Linked DNA regions of Homo sapiens: regions 1 and 3 are each linked to region 2. The links are chromatin contacts, found by Hi-C or POLR2A ChIA-PET in ENCODE. All regions are on one chromosome and are shown on one strand. Each heading gives the region's core, a stretch centred on a gene start or an enhancer-like site at or near the end of the contact. The rest is flanking DNA. Distances are from core to core; before and after follow the strand shown.

Region 1 (3,388 bases), core at 570-3,069, 3.5 Mb before region 2:
TACAGCTTATACCTACCACTCATTTCAAAGGCAGATCAAGCTCTCTCAGGACTTAGAGATGTCCTGGGGGAAAACTGAGGACTTTCACATACAGTTTTTTTTGAAGGGGGTGGGGAAGATCCTCTCTAATATTGCTGTAAAAATCAAAAGTGAACCAAAGGATGCCATTTCTTTTTTTGCCATAGCGCATTTTTTTTTTTTTTTCTGAGACAGAGTCTCACTCTGTTGCCCAGGCTAGAGTGCAGTGGTGCCATCTCGGCTCACTACAACCTCCGCCTCCTGGGCTCAAGTGATCCTACCTCAGAGTCCCGAGTAACTGGGACTACAGGCATGCACCACAATGTCCACCTAATTTTTGTATTTTTAGTAAAGATGGGGTTTTGCCATGTTGGCCAGGCTAGTCTTGAACTCCTGACCAAGGTAGATCCATCTACCTTGGCCTCCCAAAGTGCTGGGATTATAGGTGTGAGCCACCAGGCATGGCCTATAGCGCAATTTTGTTGGAAAACTTACATCCCAGAAAAATCAATGTTCTTTGCTTTTTCCAAAAGTGAGCATAATATTACACACCAAATTTTAAGTATAGACACACACAAAAAAACTCAAATTCTTAATCTCTAGTTGAATTTTCCATTTTTAAATTCAACCCAACCAGGCTTCCCAAGAAATGTACGCTGCAATGTAAGTTCCAGATGAAGGAGATTCCCTTTAAGTGGCTTTCCCTAGAATCAGCTATCTGGGAATAAGGAGGCCCTCTTGAACCTATCTCAGGCCCTCATATACTCAGAGGAGTATATGAGACAATTACCACTTTTCGGGCTTACGACATATAGTAAACGTTCAATAAGCAACAATAGTAAATACTATCATTATAGTAATATAATAATGATTAAAGTGAATGCTGGGAAGAAAGAAAAAAGGTAACAGTTTCTCTAGTCAGGAAAAGTCTCTTTCCGGAAATGCAGGGTCTGTATGGGCTTCGGGCTCCTCTCTTTACTGGGCAGAGCTGAGAAAGGAGACCCAGGTTGCAGATGGGGACCTGCCCCACCACCTCTCCATAGGGCTGCAGGCTCATCCCTGCAGCAGGAGCTAACGTGTTCTTGGCTCTTCTAAGGCTGTGGGGGCTAGACTGAGACGCTACCAGCTTTCTTCTCCTATAGGTCCCCAGTCAGTTGTCCCAAATAAGCAGTGTGCTGGGATCACGGTGTTGAAATAACTTCCCTCCTCATCTTTCTTTCTGATAACTGCAACTCACTCAACAATCAATAATTTGGCGCGATCCCATGACGATTTAGGCCAGGAGCTGGGGAGGGCAGGGTGTGAAGGCCCAGGCTGGGGGCAGGAAAGACGTGGCCTGGCCACGGTGCGTAGAGTGGTAGTGAGGGGCTCCGGGGACGTCCCCCGTGGGGCTACTCGTTCTCTTTGTCTTGTCGCCTTCCTGACGCCACCCTTGTGGGTTAACTATTGCCCTCTCAAAAAACAGTCACAGGTCGGGCACTGCCCTCCCTTCCTAATCTAGAACCGAAGGAGAGGTGCCTGGACCCAGGATGGAAACCCAGGTGAGGACGTGGACTTCTTTCCCCAACACCCGTGTTGAGAAGGGGAAACTGACGCTAAGAGTGGGGTCGGGCCTTAGGGATCTGGGCCTCCGATCTGTGGGAGCTCGGATTTCAAAGTCAGGCTCGGCGCCAGGAGGTTCCCTGCACCCTACCCTATCCCGCCGCCTCTCCCAGGCACTTACCCGCCGCGGGGCCCAGCCTGGGATCCCACCCGACTCCCGTCTCTGTGGGACTTAGGCGGCCGCCATAACAGGCGGTCTGCGCAGGCGCGGCCCCGCCCCCGCGTGCGACCATCCGACTGCCCCGCACCGTGGCTCCACCTACCTGCCCGGGCCGCGCATGCGTCCGAGGGTTGCCGGCGGGCACCTGTAGCCTTCGCTCTGGTCGCGGGCGAGGCGTGTTTGCTGGGGGGACCCGCCTAGGTGGCTAAACTCATTCCTCTAAAAGACTTAAATAGGAGTTAAATAACTCTCCCAGCTACTAAGTGGTAAAGCCTGGATTCGAACCCGGGGTGTGGGATCAGAGCCGGTGCTATTTAACCAGCATGCTACTGTATTTATTATCACGGGTGTTACCGTCATCCATGCTCTTAGTACTCGTTTGTTTGTTTGTTTGTTTATTTGAGATGGTCTTGCTCTGTCACCCAGGCTGGAGTGCAGCGGCGCAATTTTAGCTCACTGCAGCCTTGAACTCCTGGGCTTAAGGAATCCTGTTTCAGCCTCTCTAGTAGCTGGGACTACAGTTGCGTGGCACCATTTTTTTTTTTTTTTGTACAGACTGTATCTTGTTGTGTTGCCCAGGCTGGTCTCAAACTCCTGGCTTCAAGCAGTCCTCCTGCTTCGGCCTCCTAAAGCTCATAAATTACAGGCATGAGCCACCACGCCCAGCCAGTACTTGTTATTATTAATAGGTGGTAGTGATTTCATTAGGTGGTAGTGATTTCGTTAATTCGTATGCTCATCAAGTTTCCAACACCAAGGGGGTGAGACAGAGTGGCAAACATAAGACTCCATGTTTGCTCGTTTTTTCTTGCCTGCAGAATTTCAGAAAGCCTCTGAGTCCGTGACTGAGCACAGCCCTCAGAAGAATCCCCTGAAGAGGATGAGCAGGATAGACCACAGATTCTCACGTCTCTTGCCTGAGTCACTGCATTTTTAGAAAAAGTACAGTCAATAATATTGGCCCTTTTCTCAATCTATATATTCAGTGACATCATGGAAGTCAGCCTGGCCACAATGGAGTAAGCCAGGGGATGGGCCGCAGGAAACGAGGATACATAGGTAGCCAGGGTTAGAACTTTTGTGACATTCTAAGAACTTTGGATTTTACTGTGCGTGAGATGGGGAGCTGCCAGGGATATACACCACACTGACGTGTTCACAGACATGCCCAGACACACACAGTGGTGCTCACTCTCAGACATGTCAGTGAACATACAAATATACACACAGGAACATATGTAAAGTCCACATATGTAAAATCTATATCCCTGTGTGTTCACATATACACACACGCACACACATGGCCTCAGCTGGCAACCTTTGTCTAAATTACTTTTTTTTCTCTTTTCAAAATAGAATTAAATCAACATCAATTTCATGGTTACTGATGATAAAACGTGGAGAGTTGATAGGGTGACTAAGCGACACAAATAAGAATTTTTTTTTTTTTTTTTTTTAAGAAACAGATTATGTTTCCTGAAATCCCCCAGGACAGTACACAGAGAGCCAGTTGGGTGTCTTGGGACCAGATTCTATTCATAGTTTTCTCTCTAGTTCGCTGAGGGTTCTCTTAGTTATCCCCAGAGGATGTTGAGTGGTGGGGAGGGC
Region 2 (3,758 bases), core at 560-3,059:
GGTTCTGGTGGGGAACAACAGCTATGCGAGAACAAGTGTATTCTATTAGAATTAATTCCCCTCTTATTCTCATAGCTGAGCAGGGCTCAAGAGCCTCTCATCTGAAAGAGGTAATAAGATTTAATCTGTCTCCTCATCTACCTTCTGCAAGTATACTTTACAAATTAGCTCTCGGGACTCTTCCAAATGGAGTTTTATGAGGGATTTGCTAAGGTAAACGTTTTAGACTTTGAACACAGTTCAGATTTCAGGGGCAGTACTGAAATCTGAACTGTGTTGCTAACTGCCCTGCCTTTCAACTCAAGACACAATAACTTTGAACTAAATTAATTATATTTTTGTTGTTTTCCACTCTGTCCCCACGTCTATATCACCACCACCCCCAATCCCACCCCGCAGGAGCTAACTCCTCCTTCCTGTCCCTGCAAGATCAAAACTCCTCCTGCAAGCCCCGCTAGCTCTGTCTGCTCGCCTTCGTGGCAGATATCGCTATTGTACTTTTATACTCATTTGTGTGATAAATACTTCAATGTCCACTTCTTCCACGAGCCCCTGAGCCCCTGGAGGGCCTGGACCACACCTAGTTTTTCTCACCGTTACATCTCCCTTGTCAGGTACCTGGTAGGCGCTTAATAAGTATTTGGTGAACGAATGGCTTGTTTGGTGACAGTCCAAAGGCTGGGGGACAGAGGGAAAGCTCCCTCCTTTCGGACCCCAGACGGGTGGCGCTGATGGAGAGGAGGCTTGGATAAGGCCTCCAGGACCGAAGCGCGCACCCGTAGGGCCCCTGCCAAAAAGACCTTCCTGAAGGCGGAGGAACTGCGAGAGTGCCTACGTTGGCCCAAGGCCTGACCCGACGATCCCAGGGACCCTCGCCCTAACCGGCCCCGCCTCCCGGTCCCCAAACCCGGACTCGGCCCCGCCCTAAGCTCCGGATCCTGGGGCCCGCCCCTGGCCCCGCGTCGGCAGACCGTGGCCTCGCTGCTGGGCCTGCCTCAAACCCTCCACAGGTAACGCCTCCCGAACTTGAGCCACATTCCGATCCCCTCCTCAAACCCCTCCCCGTTTCCCACGCCCTGGACCCCTCGCTCCGTCTCGGCCCCGCCCCAAGCCCAGCTAGGTCTCGGCCCCTGAGCCCAGCCCCGACCGGCCTCCCAGTCCCTGGGTCCCTCCCGACACCGGCCCCTCCCTAAGCTCCGCCTCCCAGGGCCCGCCTCCTGAGCGCAGCCCGCAGCCCGGACTCGGCCCCGCCTCCCGGACCCTGGGCCCCTCCCCACGTCGGCCCGTCCTAAGCTCCGCCTCCCAGAGTCCGAGCACCGCCTGGCCATGTGCTACGACATAGTCAACGCCCCGCCCCGGCCCCGCCTCCTGAGCTCTTCTCTGGGTCTGGCCTTAGCGCCGCCCTAAGACCTGTCTCCTGGGCTCTGCTCCGAGTCTCGCCTCCTGAACCCAATGGCGTTTATCCCTGCCCTAATGCCCGCCTCCAGGACTCTTATCCTGCCCCCACGCAAGGCCCCGCCTCCAGGACGCCACCAACCTGGACGCTTCTGAAGCCCAGCTTCCAGGATCGCCCTATCCTGGCCCCGCCCCAGGACCCGCCAACCTGGACTCTACCCAGGACCTGCCCCCTACCCAGGACCTGCCCCAACGACGCTTATCCTGGCCCCACCCCAGGCCCCGCCCTCATAACAATCATCCTGGCCCCGCCCTAGAGTCCGCCCCCACGACGTTCCTCCTGACCCCCGGGGGACCCCCGGGCCCCGCCCCCTCTCTGCCCCCGCTCACTGCCCTGGGCCCGCCCCCTCTTCAGTCCAGGCCGGGCTTCCGCCCGGTCTGCCGGCAACGCTGCGGCCCCGCCCACGTCATGGCGCCCGAGGAGAACGCGGGGACCGAACTCTTGCTGCAGAGTTTCGAGCGCCGCTTCCTGGCGGCACGCACACTGCGCTCCTTCCCCTGGCAGGTGGGCGGCGGGGCGAGCGGAGAGGCCCGCGGGGCTCGCGGGAGTCCAGGGGCAGACGGGACGGGTCTCCGTGCTGAAGCCCCTGGCGCTCCCGCCACGTGAGTTCCTGGGCTCCCGCCGGTCAGGGCCGCGCGACCCGGTCCCCGTCCCTGGGGCCTGGCCAGAGTCGCTCGCACCCCTCCTGCCCCGCGAGCTGGCGGGGGAAGCTGGGGGCGTCTCCACAGCCTTGGGGGGCAGACGCGCGCTCGGTGTGGGGTACAGTTCACGATCATTTTCACGACTTTTTAAAGGCAGTAATCGTTCTGGTCACTGGGACACAGCTGCCCTCGCCCATTCTAAAAAGTCAGCGCCGTCAGGACCGCAGGTAACCACGTCCTCCTGAGCGCGGTGACCGGGTCACAGGCTGTCCCTCGTGCCTCAGTATTCTCATCTGTATGTTGAGCACTGCACAGAATCGGCTCATGCTCTGAGGCTGTCACGCCTGTGATGGAAGAGACAGAGAAGGGGGTGGCCTCTCCTCGCCCTGGGGACCTGCCATTCTCAGCACAGGCCCATGGCAGGCAGCAGCCTCCCTTCTGCCAGCAGAGGGGCTTAATGCACCCGGCCTCATTTGTAATTCATGTGCGGTGAGCTCACTGGGATGAGTGAGTTTGGATATATATTCCTCCCTGGGTCTGCCCCATTTTATGGGGTGTTGCTTAATCATTTGCGTTATTCCATTGACATAAAATATTTGCACTCAGAGATCATTTCTGGTCAAGAGAAATTCGTGCATTTTTAACCCAAAATAGAAACCTTCATAAAAGCATCATAGGTCTCCATTCAGTATTGACTGTAATTGTTCACATGCCCACGCTGAATGCTAACTTGGGCTCACCCTCAACACCCACGAGGTGGGTACTATTATTACCACTCACATTTGACCAGAGGGATTGTTTGATTAGGGTGCAGTAGTTGAGAGTTCAGACCCAGGAGACAGCCTGTCTGCTTCGAATCCTGGCCCAGCCCCTGGCCCTGTGTGACCTTGGGCAAGTGACTGCATCTCTCTGTGCTGTTTTCTTATTAATAAAATGGGGGATATAATGATACCTACCTCTTAGGGTTGTTGTCAGGGTTGAGTACAAAAGCCTGTGGATCAGTGCCTGGCTCATGGTAAATACATGTTGGTGTTAGCTAGTGTTTTTATTCAGTCTCAAAATGTTTAATAAATGCCTTCTGTGAGCCAGGCACCATGGATCAGCAGTACCCATGACAGATGAGGCTCTGCTTGCATGGGAGAGCCAGAGAATAAACAAATAAATAAACAAGAAAAGACCAGATGACAGTGGCTTTAAAGCCAATAAAACAGGGAAATAGTGAATGCGGGAACTGGGAAGAAGAGTCACCAAAGTCAGGGAATCAGGGAAGCCTTCCCCAAAGAGGTGGCATTTGAACTGGGGCCTGAGTGGTGAAGCAGCCAGCCATGGGAAGGGCTTGGGGAACAGGATATGCAAAGGCCCTGTGGTGGAAACAAGCCAGCTGTGGTTGAGGAACAACACCAAGGCAGCCAGTGTGGCTGGAGTGGAGTGAGCAGGGTGGGCCAGGGGTGAGGGAGAACAGGCCAGAGAGAGGGATTAGGACCAGGTCTTGTAGGGCCTTTTATGGCATGGAGGGAGCTCTGAAGCAATGAAGTGCCTTGCCCTGTGTCACATACCAGCCGAGACAGTCTGCCTAACTCGGGAGCCAAGGCTCGCTGCTGGGCTTGAGGCCCCTGTAAGAGGATAATGTAACTCAGGCTGGTATGGGCACATTCTGCATC
Region 3 (3,411 bases), core at 454-2,953, 3.7 Mb before region 2:
AACAACTATCCTACCTGGGAAGAAAGATGGAGGAAGGTTGAGAGGGTTCAGTGATATGAAAAAGGGTGGCAATGTAAACCCTAGACCACTATGGCCCACAGACCACATTGGGCAGCTGTTTGTTTTTGTAATAAATAAATAAAATTTTATTGGTACACAGCCACTCTTATTTATATAGGGTTTATGGCTGGTTTTGCACTAAAGTTGAGTGGTTACTATAGACCACATAGTCAGCAAAGACAGAGAAGTATTTGCTATATGGCCCTTTACAAAAAATGAATTGGGGACCGGAGTTTTAGACCACTATGGGCTTTTAACAAACCCAAGTGTGTGATCACTGAATTTCAGAATCAGAAAAAGCCTTTGAAGAACTTGGGAGTTGAGCGTCATCACTAGGTAAATCAAACCTGTGGCTGAGAAGGGCAAAATGATACGTCTAAGGTCACACGCATTTGACCTGGACTTCTGGAGCACACCATTGTTACCACCAAGCGAAAACTATGAGGGGTGAGGGTAGAAGCTGAGGATAGTGAGACCATTGGGGTCCAGTCTCAAGTTGAAATGGCCAGTGTTCAGTGGCCAATTTCTGAAAAGGGGCCAGGAGAGCCTCACCTCAAGGCTGATCGTAACTGAAACTTATCTGTGCCTGTAGCAGCAAAATCTGAAAGTGGAAAGCAAGTTTCCAAGGGCCCAAAGAGGCTCTCAGCGGGCAGCCTGTAATAACCTAGGGCTCCTCCATCTCCCTAGTCCATTGCAGGGGCTGGAGATGGGTGTGGTGGAGGTGGCTACTATTTACTGAGGCCTAGTGTGTTGTGTCCAACATACTTTCAAGAACTTACACAATCTCATTTGATCCTCACAGACACCATATGGAACAGGTAACATCCCCATTTAAAGCTGTAGATGTTGAGGCTCAGAGAGGTTAATGACTCGCTGAAGGTCACACAGATGTCAAGAGGTGAAGATGAGACTCCACTAGGTCGGTTTGACCTGGAAACCTGTTTTTAATATCATGACTCACGGCACAGCCCATTGGTTACAGGATTGGGGCCGACACATAGCTGATAAGGGGGCCTGATCTTGGGTTGAAATCCTGGTCTATCAGTCCCGAGCACTAGCGGTGAGTCCAGATTACATTTTCCAACCTAGCACAAGTTTCCTGCTCTTAAGAGTTCTTCAGCCCCGTCTCATCTTTCCAAGCACCAGAGCTCTTCAAGAGCTGGTTAGGGCCTCCCTCTCATTCCTCCAGTGCACCCAGAATAGGGTTCAGCGCCGTGAGGACGTAGGCGGTCCTTAGCCACCCCTTGGCGCCTACCCTGGGTGGTCGATAGCCCCAACTGGGAACAGCACGGGCTCCGCGTCGGCTGCCAGCAGCCCGCCGGCCGCCACTTACCTGCCGCGGGGCGGTGAGGGTCCCATCCACGTCGAAGAGGCAGAGCGCTGGGCCAGGCGCTGCCATGTCCCCAGTTTCTAGCCGCACCTTACAAGACACGTTGGCACGAGGAACTCGGCCCGGAACTTCCGGGTTCGGCCGCTGAGTCGCAGGGCACGTCGGGAAGAGGAGGGGACTCCGTTCCCATAACGCCTGGGAGTAGCGGCAGCCACGATTCCTGGACCGCAACTCCCAGGGTGCAACGCAGATCACGCCCGCCTTGTACATTCGAGCATGCGCTCTTAGGGGTTCCGGGGGCCGGTGGGATTTACTTCCGGCAGCAGGTGGTGGGGCCATGGTAAGGAGGCGGGTGGCGAGCCTTGAGGGGGTGATGCTCTTTGGGGTCGGGGTCAGGGCTGGGGCGGGCAGGCCCGACGCTCGGGTTTCGGACTCCGAGGATCCGTGGGAGGAAGCTCTGGCGTGTGTTACAGTTCGCTTTTCCCGGGCTTTCTCTTGCCCTCCTTGGGTCACATGCGCACAGTAGTAGTAGCTAAAACTCGCCGAGCTCTCACAGTGCATTAGGTACTAAGTTGAGGACTCTGAAACCATCCTCTGGTTCACTGTGTTCTGAGTCCCCATTTTGAAAGGCGAAGAAACCGAATCTCAGGGGTGTGGAGTAATTTGCTCACAAATTACTGTTGGAGCCAGAATTGGAATAAGAGCTTTTACTGCTTCACTACCCACCTAGTAATACCCTTGTGCTACGTGTTGGGGCCTCCCTGCCTCGCTCCTTCTCCTTCTCCGCTGTTTCCCCTTCCCCAGACTAGGCTAAGAGAAAGCAGCAGTTCCCTCCAGCACCCAAGATAGCATATGAATCAAACAGAGAATTAGAAAGTTTATTGGAATAAATATCTCACAGATTTGTTGCTCGAGTTCCCCACTAAGACACTGATTATTTAGTTTCCTGCTTGGGGAAATGTTCACACCCCCTTGTGGATACATTGTCCAGCCCAGAGTTTGTCCTCCCTGGATATGTTTTGAATTAATGACGGCCGCACCTCCTTTCCTGTATTTATTTGGAATTGCCTGGTGGAAGGAGGACTCTGCTGCACTCACTGACTGTGTGATCTTTGGTAAATATCTTACCCTCTCTGGGCTTAGTTTCCCTAGTGGTAAAGTGGAAATAGTGATAACTATCTTAGATAGCTGTTGTGATGCCCACATGAGATAGCATCTGGCTTTACCCTTCCCTCGTCTGGCAATAACGGTTACCTTGCAGGATTGGCAGAAGCCTTAGAGTATGGTGCTTTGCAGATGTTCACCGTGTGATTAATGTGGTTGAGTTCCATGAGAGAAATGGTCTACTGTCTCCCTTTCAGGCTGCCCTTCTCCGAGCTGTGCGTAGGTTTCGGGGAAAAGCTGTGTGGGAAAGGCCTCTCCATGGGCTGTGGTGCTGCAGTGGGCAGGAGGATCCTAAGAGGTGGGTGGGCAGCAGTTCACCCATCTCGAAGGAGAAACTACCAAACGCAGAGACTGAGAAATTCTGGATGTTTTACCGTTTTGATGCCATCAGAACCTTCGGGTTCCTGTCACGACTGAAGTTGGCACAGACTGCCCTGACAGTGGTAGCTTTGCCACCAGGCTATTACTTGTACTCCCAGGGCCTCCTCACTCTCAACACCGTGTGCCTCATGAGTGGGATATCGGGCTTTGCCCTGACCATGCTGTGCTGGATGAGCTATTTCTTACGGAGACTGGTTGGTATCCTGTATCTGAATGAGTCTGGCACCATGCTGCGGGTGGCCCATCTGAACTTCTGGGGCTGGCGGCAGGACACATACTGTCCCATGGCAGATGTGATTCCCCTGACAGAAACCAAGGACCGGCCTCAGGAGATGTTTGTGCGTATCCAGCGGTACAGTGGGAAACAGACCTTCTACGTCACCCTGCGCTATGGACGCATCCTGGACAGAGAGCGTTTCACACAGGTGTTTGGGGTACATCAGATGCTCAAGTGAACAACTGGGACCTGGACCTCT

Evidence for each region. A loop is a pair of places that touch in the nucleus more often than their neighbours do. ChIA-PET counts read pairs that join two places held with the same protein, here RNA polymerase II (POLR2A). Pooled maps may share reads with other maps.
Region 1: a loop to region 2 is called in a pooled map, with 23 times the contacts of the local background. The contact joins the promoter of METTL22 here to the promoter of EEF2KMT in region 2. A Hi-C loop is called at or near these places in 1 of 37 single-sample maps with no recorded cell type and 6 of 50 pooled maps. POLR2A ChIA-PET finds 5 or more read pairs at or near these places in 1 of 52 experiments (activated T-cell).
Region 3: a loop to region 2 is called in a pooled map, with 14 times the contacts of the local background. The contact joins the promoter of TMEM186 here to the promoter of EEF2KMT in region 2. A Hi-C loop is called at or near these places in 3 of 37 single-sample maps with no recorded cell type and 9 of 50 pooled maps.

Annotation. Positions count from the first base shown.
Region 1 is chr16:8,620,129-8,623,516 of GRCh38, reverse strand. METTL22 (methyltransferase 22, Kin17 lysine) reads right to left here and starts at 1,819. Exons shown (of 11, transcript NM_024109.4): 1 at 1,742-1,819.
Region 2 is chr16:5,095,846-5,099,603 of GRCh38, reverse strand. EEF2KMT (eukaryotic elongation factor 2 lysine methyltransferase) reads left to right here and starts at 1,809. Exons shown (of 8, transcript NM_201400.4): 1 at 1,809-1,960. The coding sequence starts at 1,865. RefSeq lists silencers at 819-1,358, 1,669-1,798, 1,969-2,128 and enhancers at 1,565-2,190, 3,679-3,758.
Region 3 is chr16:8,795,931-8,799,341 of GRCh38, reverse strand. It overlaps TMEM186 (transmembrane protein 186), which reads left to right and starts at 1,703. Exons shown (of 2, transcript NM_015421.4): 1 at 1,703-1,730; 2 at 2,752-3,411. The coding sequence starts at 1,728. The coding sequence ends at 3,390. It overlaps PMM2 (phosphomannomutase 2), which reads right to left and starts at 1,503. Exons shown (of 8, transcript NM_000303.3): 1 at 1,394-1,503. The coding sequence starts at 1,459. RefSeq lists enhancers at 720-1,414, 1,727-1,776, 1,415-2,109.